Linked DNA regions of Homo sapiens: region 2 is linked to region 1. A link is an interaction called in ENCODE POLR2A ChIA-PET data of the cell type or tissue named here. Cell type or tissue: A673. All regions are shown on one strand. Each heading gives the region's core, and the rest is flanking DNA. Links, peaks and the distances in the headings are about the cores only. Region 1 has its middle 18 kb from the start of MYEOV. Region 2 holds the start of LOC124902704.

Evidence for each region. ChIA-PET counts read pairs that join two places held together with the same protein. Peaks named below come from ENCODE experiments on the same cell type or tissue, not always from the same donor. Only the 100,000 strongest peaks of a DNase experiment are listed, where the experiment ranks them.
Region 2: POLR2A ChIA-PET joins it to region 1 with 16 read pairs; 6 of 35 experiments call an interaction of 5 or more read pairs at or near these places.

Annotation. Positions count from the first base shown.
Region 1 is chr11:69,307,933-69,316,257 of GRCh38, reverse strand. No RefSeq gene overlaps it. Among named protein-coding and RNA genes, the nearest start is that of MYEOV, 18 kb to the right of the region's middle. RefSeq lists enhancers at 4,810-5,039, 4,881-5,380. In A673, for the core only: no CTCF peak of the experiment used is centred there; DNase peaks (open chromatin) are centred at 3,717 and 4,117; H3K27ac peaks cover 6,393 bases.
Region 2 is chr11:69,655,405-69,663,729 of GRCh38, reverse strand. LOC124902704 reads left to right here and starts at 5,815. Exons shown (of 1, transcript XM_047427985.1): 1 at 5,815-6,532. The coding sequence starts at 5,815. The coding sequence ends at 6,519. RefSeq lists enhancers at 1,875-2,375, 2,376-2,876, 5,256-5,983, 7,863-8,325. In A673, for the core only: CTCF peaks have their summits at 1,348 and 1,548; DNase peaks (open chromatin) are centred at 1,539, 4,949, 7,059 and 7,919; H3K27ac peaks cover 4,742 bases.

The sequences.
Region 1 (8,325 bases), core at 74-8,073:
TGTATAGCCCCATGGAGTAGCCACAGTGATCCTTTACAGAACTCAGACCATTCCTCCTCCTGTTTAACACCCTCCTGTGCCTTCCAACCTACACAGAACAAAATCCATGCCTCTGGCCATGGCCTACAAAGTCCAGTGTGATCTGCCCTGTCCTGTTTCTCTATTGCTATTTCAGGCCACAGCTCCCTCTCTTATTCCACTCCAAGTACTCAAATCTTTTTACATTATTGAACAAGTCCAACTTTGCTCCTGCCTCAGGACCAGTGCACTTACTGTTCTCATGTCTTCCCCAGATCTTCATACAGCTGACTCTTGCCATTCAGTCCTCAGTTCCAATCTTATCCTCTCATCAACTCTCCCTGATGCCCCTAACTAAAGTGCCCCCCAGTAAGCTTCAGGCAGTCATCACCTTTAAAACATTTTGTTTGGGCTTTATTTGCATATTTCCTAGCTTCTCAACTAGATGCCAAGCTCCATGAGGTCATGGATTGTATCTTGTTCCCTGTGGTATCCCCAGCACCTCATACAATATCTGGCAAAAAGAGACACTCAGAAGCACTGATCAGGTAAATTAATTTGGGTTGATCTATACAGTCTCAAAGTTCCTGCTTCTATGGTTTAATCAGAATCTAAAGATTCTAGTTGTATTGTTTAACTTTCCACTTATTCATCTAATCATCTGTCCATCATCCACACATCCAACTGTCCATCCATCACCCATCCACCCACCTATTCAGTTATCCATCATCCATTTATCCAACCATTATCCATCCATCCATCCATATATCCATCCATGTACTTATCCTTCCATGCATCCTTCTAACCATACACATACACCTACATACCCATCCATCCAATGATTCTTAGCCCCCACTCTGTGCTTGGTGCTGAAGACCCAAGTTTAACCAGGACATGAAATCTATGCTAGAGAAACTCCCAGCCTTGTCCTCCTCTTCCCTCTGTTCCTTATACTGTGAGCTGCTCCAGGTAGGAACTGCATTAACCTTGTAGGCAGATGCAGGCAAAGTCCTAGGAGGCTGCTCCTGTTTGTAGATAGGTCTACACCTTCTTGGGACTTAGATTTAGACCTTCACCTCTTTCTTCTGTGCCCTGGTCACTGTTGGCTGTCCCCTGGGGCAGAGTCAACAAATTTATCCAGCTCTGAGGCTCCAGATATAAGGGATTTGAGGAGAAGACTCTGCCCCATCCTGAAGAGTCAGCTGAAGCATTTCAAAATTCAGAATGAAGTTCTGAGGGCCTGATGTGTGGTGTGATCTTTGTGCCACAAGACAAGAGGAAGGAGCAAGATAATGCCTGGGGTAGGCAAGAAGTCTTCCTGGAGGAGTTAGGGTTAGAGGTGGACCTAAAGGAAGGGGGCCTTGGGGAGGAGGAGTAAGGGTGAGAAGTATGATGCAAAGGCAGGGATGAGTGTAGTATGAATGTGGGCTGCTAGTGGGGAAGCACAATACTAGTACCCAATGAACTCCTACTCATCCTTCAACACCCAGTCCAAATGACCCCACTTGAGAAGGCTTTCCTAAACTGCCCACTCTCATCCTCCTATTCTCTTCAGACAGAGAGAATAATGATGGAAATGGTGATGCTAAAAATAATCATAACAGTTACTTAGCACCTTCCATGCCAGGCACAGTAACAAATACCTTGTGTCTATCATCTCATCTAACACTATAGCAGTTCACCATTGCACTACCTTATCCCCACTTTTCAGATGAGAAATTGAGGCTTAGGGTGAGTGGGTGGGTTTACATCTTCTTAGTTATAGAAGTTTCCTGACCTATCAGGGGGATTTATTTGTCTTCTGTCTCCCCTGCCTCCACTGCTCATATATACACACTGGAAGTGTCTATATATGCCCAACAGGGCAGGGACAATTTGATTATTTTCTGGGTCTTTGGAGGCCAGTAGAAGATGTGCCCTAGTGCAAGTCTTGTATGAATGTTGGATGGATGGAAGGATGGATGGTTGAGTGGATGAATGGATGGATGGATGGATGGATGAATTAGTGGATGGATGGGTGAATGGATGAATGGATGGATGGATGGATGGATGGATGGATGGATGGATAGATGTACTAGTAGATGGATGGGTACAAGGAGGGGTGGATGGATGAGTGGATGAGTCCGAAGGGTGGGTGGATGGATGGATGGATGGATGGATGGGTGGATGGATGGACCAATGGGTGGATGGGTGGGTGGATGGATGGGCGAATGAGTGGATGGATGGATGGGTGGATGGATGGATGGGTGGATGGATGGATGGATGGATGGATATGTGTGTGTGTGTGAATGAGTGGTTAGATGGATGGGGGGGATGGATGGATGAATGGATGGATGGATGGATGGATGAATGGATGCGTGGATGGACGAATGGATGGATGAATGGATGGATGGATGGATGGATGGATGGATGGATGGATGGATGAATGGATGGATGGATGGATGGATGGATGGATGGATGGATGGATGGGTGGATGGGTGGATGGATGGATGGATGGATGGATGTGTGGGTGGATGAGTGGGTGAATGGGTGGATGGGTGGGTAGGTGGCATATAGAAGCCCTACCATCTCTCTGAAGTTGTTGGTTTTGTGGTGCCTCAGTGTGGCCCATATGAAGACAGCTTCTTGACTGTACCAGAGCTGAGCAAGCGCTGGAGGCCACGTCAGCCCCTCCCATCTTCCCCCCCACACACCTCTCTCTCTTTCATGGTCATTCCCCAATTTGGCCTCCCATCCCATCTTCCTGTTTAGGGGCTCGGCTTTCCAGGGGATGCCCCCTAAACCAAACCTTCATGGCCCCCAACCCACTTGCAGATGCTGCTGGCTTTGACCTCCCACTCCTCAGCTTCCCCAGTCTAGCCCCCGACCCGGCCCCCACACCTCCCCAGAGCCAGCTCCTCTCCCCGCAGCTGTCCACACTTACAAAGCCAGGACTGTTCGATAAAGCCGTGCCAGCTGGAACAAGACACTTCCCGTCTGACGGGAGGTTCTGCATGGAGCCTGTGGGCAGCTGTCAGCGCGAGGGGCACAGGACCGGATCTGGAGGCTGTTCAGGGCCAGCGCCTCCCTTGGCCCCCTCAAGAGGGGCTCTGCTGGGCCTGGTCCAAGGTCCCAGAAAGGGCTTCTCAGACTGGGGGACCTGGAGTAGGGGTTTTAGCCTCCTGAACCCTTTGGGGCCCTCATACTCCCGTCCCTTTGGGATGCACAGGGGCAGCCTCCACACTGGAGCCTGGGAGCTGGTGACATTTGTTTGTTCTGCCCCAGGGCTCAGCCCACAGTGACCAGGGCACAGAAGGAAGAGGTGAAGGTCTCAATCTAAGACAGGCTGCTCGGTGTGGTCACCTGCAAGCCACGGTGGGCCACCAGGGAGGTCAGAGCAGAGGTAATGGCCAAGAGCAGCCCCAGGAGGAGGCTGCTGCATCCCTTCTAGAAAAATCATCTGCTGAATGTCTTTAGGGCAGCTGAGAAAGTCACTCCACCAGCCCTTTCTGCTTGCTCAAAGTCCACTAGGCAATTATTCCACAACTATTTCTTGAGCACCTAGTACATGCCAGGCATGGGGACACAGGCCTGAGTTCCAGCCCTCATAGAGGCTGCATTCCCACAGCCAGCCTCTACCTTCCACTCCCCCAGGCCCAGCCTGCCCGGAGCTGTGCACCAGGCCTGGACCCAGCCTGGCAGAGCCCCTGCCTTCTCTGGCTCTGACTCCTTCTATAAGGCTCTAATTACATCCTGGGAGAAACAATTAGAATGAAACTATGGGTTGTTTTTTTTTTTTTCTCCCCCCTGCCCCGCCCCAAGCTGGGCCTGTTTAATAACTTAATTAAATAAACAGAATTATAATTATAATGTTAATATTTCCTTTCTGTAATGCCGGCACATTCTGCTGGAAGAAGCTTCTCTTGGGAATGGGAGTGTCCCACAGCCCCCAGCACCTCCCCAGTCCAAGGCTGGCTGCCCACCGGCCTCCCTGCTAGTGCCTCAGCCTGGAGCCCACCCGGTTCTGGGACTCAGCAGAGTTGGCAGGAAACCAGCCGGGGGGGAAACAGCCGCGTTCTCTCCTTCCTGAGTGTTTACAGTCGAGCTCAAACCACACGATGAAAATTACTCTGAAGCTCCTAATTGCACATTTCCTTCCTCTAACCATTTTCTTTTGACAGTTGACTTTGAAAACATTTACCACTTAATTCTCCCGAGGCGGGAAGGAGGGAGAAGGAAGGAGGCTGCCCTGCTAGTGAGAGCTAGCCTCCCTGGAGGGGCCAGGCTTGGAGCAGGCGTCCTCACTAGCAGGGTCCCTGGGGTCCCAGGCTGGGGAGAGTCTTGCCTCTCCTCGCGTCCTCACTAGCTAGGCGACCTGGAACAAGTCAATATTGCTTCCTTGAGTCTCATTTCCTCATCTATAAAATAAGATGAAGAATATTCACTTTGCAAAGTAATGCTATGAGATCAGCCAGCACTTAGTAGGTGCTCAATAAATGTTAGATCCTTTCCTCCAGGCTTCTTGGAAAAACACAGTCCCTGAAGGCAGAAGTCTCCCAGCTCTTATTTCCTCTACACAGTGTGGTGTGGAGAAGTTCAGAGCAGCGGTCTGGGTTCACACACGAGCTTGGCCTCCACCTAGCAGAGCAGTGGGGTCTGGGAAAGCAGCTTGCTTTTTGTGACTCAGTTTCCAGGTCTGTAGGAAGGAATAGTGACAGTGCCTACATCACTGGGTTGCCTGGAGGATTCTGTGACTTATGGGAAAGTATGAACAGGAAACAAAGGATGGCTCAGCAAGGGCTGACAACTATCCGCATGGGTCACTCTGCAGGTGGCTGGACCGAGACAAAGTTGGATTCTAGTCTTGGACACTCTTGTGCTGGGAAAGTCCCTGGTTTCAGGGGCTTTCTGTGTCCCTGCTGTGAAATGGGTACGCTGACTCACAGGCTTGCCACAAGGCATGGGGAGGTAGTGGGCAGGAGGCCCCAGTGGGAGGCCTAGCCAATGGCAGGGAGCAGCCACAGTCTTGTCCCAAAGCTAGGAGCCCGAGGAGCCTTTGTCCCAGAGACAATGAAAGGTGGGGGCTGTAGCATCAATAGAGACACCTGTCGGTACTACAGCCACAGTCAGCGGAAGGGAGCACTCGGCGTGGCCAAGAGCGAGACTGGGACCTCTGTGCCCACCCTGCCCAAAGGCAGCAAAGAACCCCCCGGCTCAGGACTCCCCTCCACCCCCATCCATGCCTAGGCTCTGGAGCAGGTGGCCTGGCTTTGCCCCCCTCGCTGTGTGGCCTCAAGCAAGTGACCGAACTGTTCTGAGCTTCCACCTCCACGTCTGCAGACTGGGACTAATCTGGGTTACTGGGAGGACTGGCAAGTTAATACATCACCCAGGGTCTACTGGATCACACAGTAGGCACTCACTGAATGTTGGCATAATGTCCAGGACTGTTATTCATTCCTTCCCAAGCTCTGTGCCACCCCTGAATGGTCCTGGAGCTGACAGAGACAGAACAGCCCCTGGCACTTGCATCCAGGCCAAGTCAGGACCTGGTTTCTGCACCCCTACGGCCCAGACACCCATGTCTCGAGACCCAGTTCTAACGTACCGTCCTCTTGGAGCCTTTCCGCAGGCTTCCTTTCCACATTATACTCATGCCGGGGGCCCACGGGGCTCAGATCCCTGGAGTGCAGGGACAATGGACTTATCTTTGTGGCCCCAGTGCCGTCCTCCTAGTCTTTTCCCACATGCTGTGGGAAGACACAAGGAGATTGGGAGAGGCCGAACTGAGAGCTGGAACGAGACTTAGAAGCACTCACACCAGTGTGCAAAGGGCCCACATTGGCTGGACAGAGACCACCTGCTCGTACCGTGCAGAGCCAAAGGCAGAGAGGAACATAGGGACGGCAGTGGAGATATGGAGAAGGAGACGGATTTGAGAGTCGTGGAAGGAGGTTACAATGATGGAATGAAGCAGAAGAATCTAAGAGCCTGATTCAAGAGATACAAGGGACAGGAATCCCCAGAAGGACGTGTGACACCCATGTGTGAGGCTTGGCCCCATTCCATGAGATGGGGACAGCCCATGGAGGACCAGGATAGGGGCAGGGAGGCCATCCCGTTTGGTTTAGGCCATGTTTGGCTGGGAGCATTTCAGGTGAGAGTCACTGCTCCTCCTCTCTTCATGGGATCACACAGAGAGCCACAAGCAGAGCTGGGAGAAGGATCTGGTCTCCCTTTCCCCCTCATGTGAGTCTAAGACTGTTTCCAGCCCTCCCTGTGGTTTTCCAAGAGGACACTGAGTGGACCGAGTCCAAAGAGGAATGTTCCCTTGAAAACACGCATCCTCTCAGCTGTTTTCCTCTAGAATCATCAGCAAGAGCCCAAAATCCATACATTGTTTTCTGGTGAAAAATAATAGCAATCCTGTCCTGGTTGCCAAGTCTGTGAAATCATGAGCAGCAGACAGGGGACCTCTGGAGCATTCCCAGCGAGCCAGGTGCCAGCAGCCCCCTGTGGCCCTGAGGGCAGGTGCTGCGGGCGGGAGGGTCCGTTAGGGGCCAGCTGGGCCTGGAGTGGAGGCCATAGCCCTCTCTCCTCCAGACACCTGCTTCTGGAGGGACCTTGCCCCCTCCATGCTGAAGTCACTATGTGAATACTAGGACCCCCAGAATTTTTCTCTGGCCAAGATCTCCCCTGAGCCCGGAGCTGCTAACCCAGCAGCTCAAGGCTTCTGCCTCACCCGTGGGAGTCTCTTAAGCAGCTCAACCTCAGTGTGCCCCAAAAGGAACCCACCTCTTTGCCTTCCTTTCTCCAGGTCCCTCTCCTGCTTCCAGTTGCCCCAGCTGCAAACCTGGGAACACATTGAGACCCAGGTCACTGAGCTGCATGTAGTCTCCCTCCTTGAGCTCTCACATCTGCCTCACGCCTCCCACCCCACACTAGCCTCTGCCCAGATAGCTGCCACCACCCCTGACTCACCCGGCAATCTGCCCTCCTTCTATCAGAAAAGGGGTCTTTCAAACAGGATCCGGACAATGCCACCTCCTGCTCCAGTGCACTTCAGGCCACTCCCAGTGGCCCATCAGAACCCCCCACTCACCCCCTCCGCCTGCTTCAGGCCCTGCCTGGGGGCCCCACAGCCACCCACCCCCACGGGACCTCCAATCAGGCCCAAGGCACTCATCACCAAATCTGCCCCAACCTGCATGTCGGCCATGTTTGCAAGAGCTGTTCCCACTCTCAGAATGGTCTTCCCACTCCCCGACCCCAGGGGAAGCTGAGTTGCACCCCCGTCATAGCCCAGGAACCTCTTCCCTGGGATGCATCCCCATCCCCTCCTCCCAGGGCATCCCTGGAGCAGCCCGTATCCCAGGTGCTGCCTGGCGGGCTCCACTTCCCGTGCTAGGTGGCACACTGTGCACCTAAGGCAGTGGGAGCCTTTGGAAAGCTGGGACTTACAGTCACATCTAGCTGGGTTCAGACCCGCAGGAGCAAGAGCCAGGCAACCTCAAGCAGGCCTCGTGGCTGCAGCTTCTGCACATATACAATGTAGGAGACCGCATGACCCAGCCCACAGGGCTACTCCCGCCTTCACCCTACATGGCTTGTTGGCATTCCTATGACGTGCCAGGCATGGTTGTAGGAGTGGTGTGAGAGCAGGGAATGCACAGCCCAAATCCCTGCCACCCAGAAGCTGGCCTGCTCACGGACAGAGGCCCAGCATGTCAGATGGTGCCAAGTGCTCCAAAATATTGGGAGAGGCAACTATAAATAGGGGGCCAGGGAAGGCTCATTGTGCAGGCCTTCATTTGAGCAAAGACTTGAAGAAGAGGAGGAAGCAAATCACATGGGTGTCTGGGAAAGAGCGTCACAGGCAGAGGGCCCAGCCAGGGCAAAGGCCTGGGGTATCAGCTGCCCCAAAAGTATGAGCAGCTGCAGGGATGCCATAGCGGCTGGAGTGGAGGAACAGGGTCGGGAGAGGCAAGATGAGGTTGGAGGGGCAGGCCCGCAGAGGACTTTGCTGCCTCCTCTGAGATGAACCCTTGGAGGGTGAGCAGAGGAAGGGCAGGGTCGAGGCTCAGATGTTAACAGATCGAGGGCCATGGAGATGCCCCTGCAGGAAGCCAGGGCAGCTTGGACCAGAGAGGACTGGGGCTGTGGCAGGGAGTGGTCAGGTGTTGAATGCCGTGTGGAAGGGGTGGGGACATCACATGCTTTGCAGTGCTGTTGGCACGAGCTGTGCACTCGGGTGTGAGAGGGGTTTGTTTGGCCAATAACTGATTAAAATAACGAATCCACAAGACATGATAAAGAGGACGACGGCCA
Region 2 (8,325 bases), core at 85-8,084, 350 kb before region 1:
ACTTTATTTTACATTCACCCCTTGACATTTTTTTCTCTAACCAGTGGCAAGAAAAGAATGATGAGATATGGAAGAAGGGACAAGAGGCCTATTTGCTGAGTGGCTGCTGGTGGCCTGCCCTTTACCAGGATTATCCACCAGTGCTGGAGGCAGGGCTACCACCCTCACTTTGCAGAGATATGAGGCCCGGCTGAGAACAAGTCTAGTGGTCACAGTAAGTGGCCAACTTCAGGCTTGATGGGGCGCAGCAGGGCTTGAGCAGGTTGCATGAACGATTCGCTTCCTGAGGCCGTTATTTTAGACATGTCTTCTTCGTCAATGCAGAGGCTTGTTTTTCTGGGAATTTGCAGCCTGTCTTCAGGACCAGTCTTGCATCTGGCACAGCAGTCCCCAGCCTTTTTGACACCAGGGACTGGTTTTGTGAAAGACAGTTTTTCCATGGACAGGGCTTGGTGGTGGGGGATGGTTTGGGGATGAAACTGTTCCACCTCAGATCATCAGGCATTAGATTCTTGTAAGGAGCACGCACCTTACATCCCTCACGTGTGCAATTCACAATAGGGTTCCCGCTCCTATGAGAATCGAATGCCGCTGCTGATCTAACAGGAGGCGGAGCTCGGGCGGTAATCTTCTCTTGTCTGCTGCTCACCTCCTGCTGTGGGGCCCGGTTCCTAACTGGTCATGGACTGGTGCCGGTCCACAGCCTGGGGATGGGGGACCCCCTGATCTAGCAGACTGAGGCCAGATTGAGGCAAAAGCAGATGAATTTATGGAAAAGGATCCATGCTGGCAGCCTGTAGGAGAGGCAGTGCCTGGATGGGTCTTTAGCTGCCCCAGACCCCGTGAGCAGGTCTCTCCTAGCGACGCCTCTGGCACTTTGGGAGCCCAGGGGAGGGGAGGGAATGAGAAGGTGGGCAAAGGAGGAGATGACCTTCGTACTGAGCTTTGCGAGCGTTCATCTGGCCTCACAACACCGCGGAGAAGTCTCTCCCACTCTACCTGAAAACGCCAACGTAATCTGGAGATACCAAAAAGTGTCATGATCACGCAAGCTTATCCTAATTCCCACCGTTATTCTGGTCCTTAATGAATCAAATGAGGAACTGGTTTGTGACTCAGGAAACTGAAGTCACAGAGTTCTTAAGATCTGAGAAAAATGGGTCACTGTGTTTGGTGCTTCACAGGACACGGGGCCTGCAGGCGAGGAGCCAGGCCTCAAGGGTTCAGTGAGTTGTCCAAGCCAGCGTGACTAAGGGTTCCGCTGGGACCTCTCAGATTAACTTCCAAGAAGGAAAGCCGCTCCTTGCGCATACACTTTTTCTTAACTCTCCCCGGCTGGTAAACTCAGGTGGCATCGAGGCCTTGGCGTCTACCCCTTGGTGACACCCCCATCAGGATAACGCCTTGGCTGTGTCTCTCTGGCACCCTTTACCAGAGCAGCTGGGCTTGGGTTGCAGGGATGGAAGCCTTTATCTCAGGCGATACCTGAACATGTAGAGTATGTGATGCTTGCTGAGCTAGAGGCTCATGGATTGATGTCCCTCTGCTGGTTCCAGTGAGTATGTGCCCCTGAAATTCGAGGGGACTGTGGAGGCTGCTTCCAGGCTTTGAGAGCCCAAGTCTGTTGCAAATTGAATTGTATCCGCAAAAGGAAACGTTGAAGTCCTAGCTTCTGGTACTTTAGCTTCTGTGACTTTACTTGGAAATAGGAAATAGGGTCTTTGTAGATTTTTTTAAGATGTAAATTGGGCCAGGCGAAGTGGCTCACGCCTGTAATCCCAGCACTTTGGGAGGCTAAGGTAGGTGGATCACGAAGTCAGGAGTTGGAGACCAGCCTGGCCAACACAGTGAAACCCTCTCTCTACTAAAAAGAATAATAATTTAAAAATTAGCCAGGCATGATGGTGGTGCCTGTATTTCCCAGTTACTCGGGAGGCTGAGTGAGGCAAGAGAATCACTTAAACCCGGGAGGCGGAGGTTGCAGTGAGCTGAGATCACGTCACTGCACTCCAGCTCAGGCAACAGAGCAAGACTTTGTCCCCCCCCAAAAAAAAAGATGTAAGTTAAGGTGAGGTCATACTAGAGTAGGGTGGCCCCTTCGTCCAATATGACTGGTGTCCTTTTAAGGGGACGGGAGCCAGTGGCACAGAGGAGAGACTGCCACGTGAAGACATGGGGCCGATAGCCCTGTGAGGACAGAGGCCGAGTTTGGAGCTGCGCATGGACCAGCTGAGAAGAGCCGAAGGTCGCCCGAAACCACCAGAAGCTGGGAGAGAGCGGGCACTGCAGACACTGCTGGCCTCTGGAACTATGAGAGAAATGTTGGTTGTTTTAAGCTGCTGAGTGTGTGAAAATTCATTACAGCAGCCACAGAAAACTACAAGGCCCCTCTCCCTGCCTGGGCTTCGTTTGCTGGTCTGGAGGGTAAGGGTGCCGGCCACACCATCCAGACACTTCTGGCCTTGCATGTGGGGCCTCCTCAGGGATTTGCCTGGACTCCCCCAGGTCTCAGCCGCCACTGAGGGCAAGTGGCGGGAGCCCCCGAAAGGCGCTGTGACCGCAAGGCTCACTCTCCAAGAGGCCTCTGCCTTCTGGGAGGCGCAGCTGCCCTGCACAGAGGACTGAGTCAGGGTCCACCAGAGAAGGCTGGCTTGAGCCTCTCCCCTGGTCTCAGCCCCTGCAGGCACTATCCGGCCTCAGAACTTGGGATATGGATGTGGTCAGGCCCTTTCTCCAGGTCAGTTTGGTCACACGTGTGCTCTGTTACACACAGAGTGTGTGCCATGGAAGAGGGACCTGTCCCTTCAGACAGAGCAGTTCTAGGCATACTTCTGGGCACTGGTGGCCCCAAGAGGAGTCATTCCCTGACCCTGTGGAACTCCCAGCTAAGCAAGACAGGCATGTTGAAATTCCAAGATCACATGGTAACTTTGTCAGTCGCTCCTGTTGTTTATATCAATCATAACATGTTAGATCTAGAAGAGGTAGAAAACACACACAAGCGGCCGGGTGCGGTGGCTCACGCCTGTAATCCTAGCACTTTGGGACGCCGAGGCGGGTGGATCACGAGGTCAGGAGATCGAGACCATCCTGGCTAACACGGTGAAACCCGGTCTCTACTAAAATACAAATAATTAGCTGGGCGTGGTAGCGGGCGCCTGTAGTCCCAGCTACTCGAGAGGCTGAGGCAGGAGAATGGCGTGAATCCGGGAGGCAGAGCTTGCAGTGAGCCGAGAGCAGGCCACTGCACTCCAGCCTGGGCGAGAGTGAGACTCCGTCTCAAAAAAAAAAAAAGAAAACACACACAAGCTGTAATAGTTAAGTGTCTTTGAAAACCAAATGACACAGTGCCCATATCAAACTGACTTAATGAAGGACAATGATTGGCTTCTGGAACAAAAGGGGGATGACTTCAGGAGAGGCTTGATCCAGCAGTTTGTCTGGAGACCCATTCCCTGCTTTCCCTCAGGGCTGGCCTTACGCTCAGCCTCCCCTGTGAGGTCCTGGGAGCAGCTCAGTCTTCCCTTAGGGCTGCAGGGGGGCAGTGCCACCCCTGGGCTTGTGTTTCCCTGCTGGGAATCCTAAGGAAGGGGGAAGCATTATCTTTTTCAGAAGCTCCAGAAAATGTCTCCTCAAGACTCAATGGCTCTATTTGATTTCTCACCCATCCATTAACTTGCTGCTCTTCTGGTGGGTGTGGATGTGCAGTTGGGTTTCAGCCTATGAAGACCTGGCCTGGAGCTGGGGATGGGTTCGGTCCCACTCAAACCACAGATCTGGGAATGGTGGTTCCCTGGAGCAAAGTCTGGGTGCTGTCAACACCAGGAGGGGGCATCCGTGGTGTCAAGAAGACCCAGAACTGTCTACTTAATGTGCCAAAGGAGGGAAGTAAGATCGGCTTTGGTGCCACCACCCAGGCGGCCGCCGTGGCATGGAGGCCTGTGCTTCCAGACCTGGGCAGTGCATGGAATGCTGATGGTGATTATGCGGATGCGCCGAGGGGATGATGGCGTTCCCTGAGTGATCACTGCACCCCAAGCTCGGTGCTCAGCAGTGCTTCACACACATTGAGCCATAGAATCCTCAGCACCCCAGAAAGAATTCAGTTATTGACAGAGATTTATGGAGCCCCCGTTCTGTGCTGGTCGTTGTCGTGAGTAGGAGATGGAGACGACTCCCCATCATGGGCTGTGTTCTTGCAGGATTTCCCCATGTTATAGGTGTGAACATTGAGGCCCAGAGAAATGAGGCCGCACAGCTGGAAAGCTGCAGATCCGAGATCCAACCCCAGGGCCTTTTACTCCAAAACGTGTGTGCTTAATGTGTGCCTATACATGCCGGTGAGTTTTCTTTTTAAACAGCTGGTCACCCTCAGATGTCCACTGCCGGCCTGTTTGGCTGCCCTTCTCCAGGCCAGCAGCCAAGACACAGTGCCGCCCGCAGGGGCAACCTACTGGGAGCCTCGAAACAGGTGGAGCTGGCGAAGCAGGGCCCTGAGCTGTGTGCGTGGGGCCTGGCTGCAAATGGCCCAATGAAGCCTCCGTGCATTTCCCTTTTTGAAGCTTGAGCCTTTTCTTCTCCATGAGGCTGACCCACCAGGCTGGCTTGGTCACACACTAGCTGTGCAGTCCTGGCTCAGTTACTTTACCTCTCTGGGCCTCGGTTTACTCATCTACAACAGGGGTCGGCAAACTACCACCCTCAGCCTGAATCCAGTCTGCTGCCTATTTTTGTAAATAAAGCTTTATTGGCACACAGCCATGCTCACTCATTCACAGAGCGGCTGCAGCTGCTTTTGCACAGGGCAAGAGAACCTGTGGCCCACAAAGCCTGAAGCCTCTCTCTGTGGCCCTTTCCAGAAAACCTGCCAATCCCTGACCTAGCAGATGGGATGATTGTGTGCGGGAGAGTGTAGGCTCTGGGAGGGCAGGGCTGTGTCTGTGGCTGCCACCAGAGTGTCCCCTCCCTGTCACCAACCCATGGGGTCGTTGCAAAACTCAGAGAGAAACTGTGTTCGGTGTTGAGCACAAGGCACACAGTGCGTGCTCAGTAACCTCCAGCTGCGATTCCTCCCGTGATTAAACAAAGGCAAGGAGGACTGCCTCGACAGGCTCAGAGGGCCCAGGGTCTGGAATAGGAGCTGATCCTCGGGTTAGACCACTCAGCTCTTAAAGTGGCTGCCGGTTGAGAGGCTTGTCTCAGCTGCCGCTAGGTGCAAATTAAAAGGATTAATGGACACCGCCGTCTTTGAAAGGCTCAAGGCCCACCGAAGCCCCTTCAGCAGAGGGCTCTGCATTCTCTCTTCCCCAGCCCTCCTTGTGTGCCCTCGTGAGTGGCGGTGACAATGCTCCCGGATGTGGGCCCCAAGGCCAGCGGCCCCAGAGCTGCCCGCCCACCCGTCCGCCTGCTATTGTCTGCTCAGGCCTGGCGGTGTGGCGCTGGGCTTGTGGGGCCCTGGCGGGCAGGGGACTGTGGGAACGGATTAGAGGTCCTGGGCTTGCTTTCCTCGTCTTGCATAAACTCTTGATCAAAGACATTCCTGGGATGACAGAGCCCTGTGAGCTGCGAGGCTGGCCCAGAGTGCGGGACGCACACCCCACGCTGCAGCCCCTGCACAGGCCTGCCCTTGCTGGCCCTCGCTGGCCCTGGCTGCAGTGCTGACTTTGGGGACTAGCCTTATGGTGGGACTGGTGATAGAGCGGGTGCCAGCAGGCAACACAGCCTTCCCCACCAGATTCAGAGGCCAGGCCCCCAATGCTGGGCAGAGCGAGGCTGTGACTGCTTCCTGGGGTGCTTCAAGGAGGGTCACGCTGCATGCAGGGTAGCCGGAGGGATTGCCGGATGCATGCCACTGCCACTGGACCTGGCTTCTCTGGACTCCCATGGGCAGTGCACCACCCTCTGCACAGCCCTAGCCACTGTTATCCCACAAGCGCGGTCCGAAGTCCACGTGCCCACTCTGCCCAGCCTCCTTCCTCTGTCCCCTCAGGGCCTTTCACTCCTTGTGACAACTCTAGGTGCTGTCTGGGCTCCTGGGGAACCCCCGACCCTTCCAGCCATGGAATCAGCTCCCGGCATGCGGGTCAGGCTGGACCCATGGCTCTGCACCTCAGCCCAGCAGCTTGGGGCTGCCCTGTAGGAGCCGACACGACCTCCCTTCCATTCGGCCCCCTTCCTAGGACCCACTGTATGCCAGGGTGGGGAGACGGAGGCAGAGAGAAATCTGGGAGATTTCCGTCCTGGAGGGGCTCAGCCAGAGCAGGAAGGTGCCCAGGCATGACAATCCCAGACTCCCAGAACCACCTGCCTGCTGTGGGGTGGGGAAGCCCTCAGAGAGCCCATCCTTACAGTCAGAGCAGAGATGAAGGTTCCTGTGGACCGAGGCGGTGGGCCAAGCGCAGAACAGGAAGCTGGATGCAGTCTGGTGTGTCAGGAGCTCCTGGGCAAAGACATCGAGCTTATTGGGGTCAAGGCTGGGGAGAGATGGGGCTGAGTCCCAGGGACCTTGGACGGAGCTGAAGGGAGATAGGAAGGCTGGGGGTTGGGGGCAGAGGATGAAGAATGGATGAGGACTGTCTGGCTGCAGGGAGATGGGCCAGGAGGCAGGGCAGGTAGGGGTGGCGGGCGTGTGAGGACAGGCTTCTGCGAAGGGGCTGCAGGGAGAGCTGACTGCGGAAGGCTTTGTCTCTGAAGTTCCTCAAAGGTCAGTTTTTACCATCACCCTCTGGGTAGCGCAGATACTCCAACAAGGGACGAGGTCTCCACTGAATCCCAGGAGGGGTTGCAGGCACAGAGGTGATGTCAGTGGAGTTTGAGAGTTGGGAACAAGGGCCTAGAGTGGCCAGACGATGCCTTTGATATGGTTTGGCTGTGTCCCCACCCAAATCTCATCTTGAATTGTAGCTCCCATAATTCCCACGTGTTGTGGGAGGGACCCGGTGGGAGGTGATTGAATCATGGGGCAGTTTCCCCTATACTGTTCCCATGGTGGTGAACAAGTCTCAGCAGATCTGATGGTTTTATAGGGGTTTCCCCTTTCACTTGAGTCTCATTCTCTCTTGCCTGCTGCCATGGAAGACGGGCCTTTCGCCTTCCGCCGTGATGGTGAGGCCTCCCAGCTACGTAGAACTGTGAGTCTATTAAACCTCTTTTTCTTTATAAATTACCCAGTCTCGGGTATGTCTTTGTTAGCAGTGTGAAAACGGACTGATACAGCCTTGGAGCTCGTGGCATAACCACGATGTATAGACCCACCCATCACTGGGGGATGTACAGAACCCCCCATCGTGGCACAGCCAGGGATGGGGGGTGTACAGACCCCCCCATCGTGGCACAGCCAGGGGTGAGGGGTGTACAGACACCCCCATTGTGGCACAGCCAGGGGTGGGGTGTGTACAGACCCACCCATCACGGGATGCCACAGATGCCGAGACAGAGAGAATGGGTTGTGGGAGAGCTTGCAACTGCTTCACTCTGGGCCCAAGCCCTCTCTACACACTTGGCTGTGAACCCACCTGACCCACCCAGGGCCCCGGCCCTGCCCTGCCACCCTGCCTGAGCCCCGCGCTCAGCTCCATCTCTCCCAGTAGACATGTCGCTGCCTTTTGGCTCTGCCAGACCTATCAGCCTACACATCCCTCTTTCATCTTAAAAAACCTTCCAAACACTAAAGTAGATCCCTAGACCCATGTGCTCCTCTCCCTGCATGGCAAAGTGGCTCTCCAGCTTCTTCCCCACATCCTTGCTCAAACCTAACAGGATCCGATGGCTCCCTTGCCTGCTCCGTGAAACAACCAAAGGTGCCCTGTGCGATGGTCGGAGCTCTCTGCACAGGCCTCCTGCTACACCCATGTGCTCTCGGGGGATGAATGTAAACCCAGCTGCAGGCCGGGGGTGGGGACATGGCTTCCCTAGGACCCCAGCCCTGACACAGGACCTGGCCATTGCCTGGAACTGGAGAGCCGCAATGGTGCAGACCTGGTCCCTGCCTTCAGAGTAATTTGCCCAGGAGCAAGGAGGAGCTGGGCCTTGTGAGCCACCCGAGTGGCCACCAGTGTCACCTCTGGCTCCGACTGTCCCTTGAGCTCTTTCTGATGTGACCTGTCAGGGGCACCTTGCAGGCTCCCCCACCCACTCAATATAGGACTCCCTCGAGGAAGGCTCCCGGAGCCCCCACCCTCAGGGGAGAGGCTGGTGGAGACCTACAGGGGCCAAGCGTTTCCCTCCACACCCCACCTTCCTCCCAGGGCAGGCGCCTGTGGAGCCAACACACCGACCACCCCGGCCCCACTGTTGAGCCCTGGGAGGAGTGCTCTACAAGGCAGG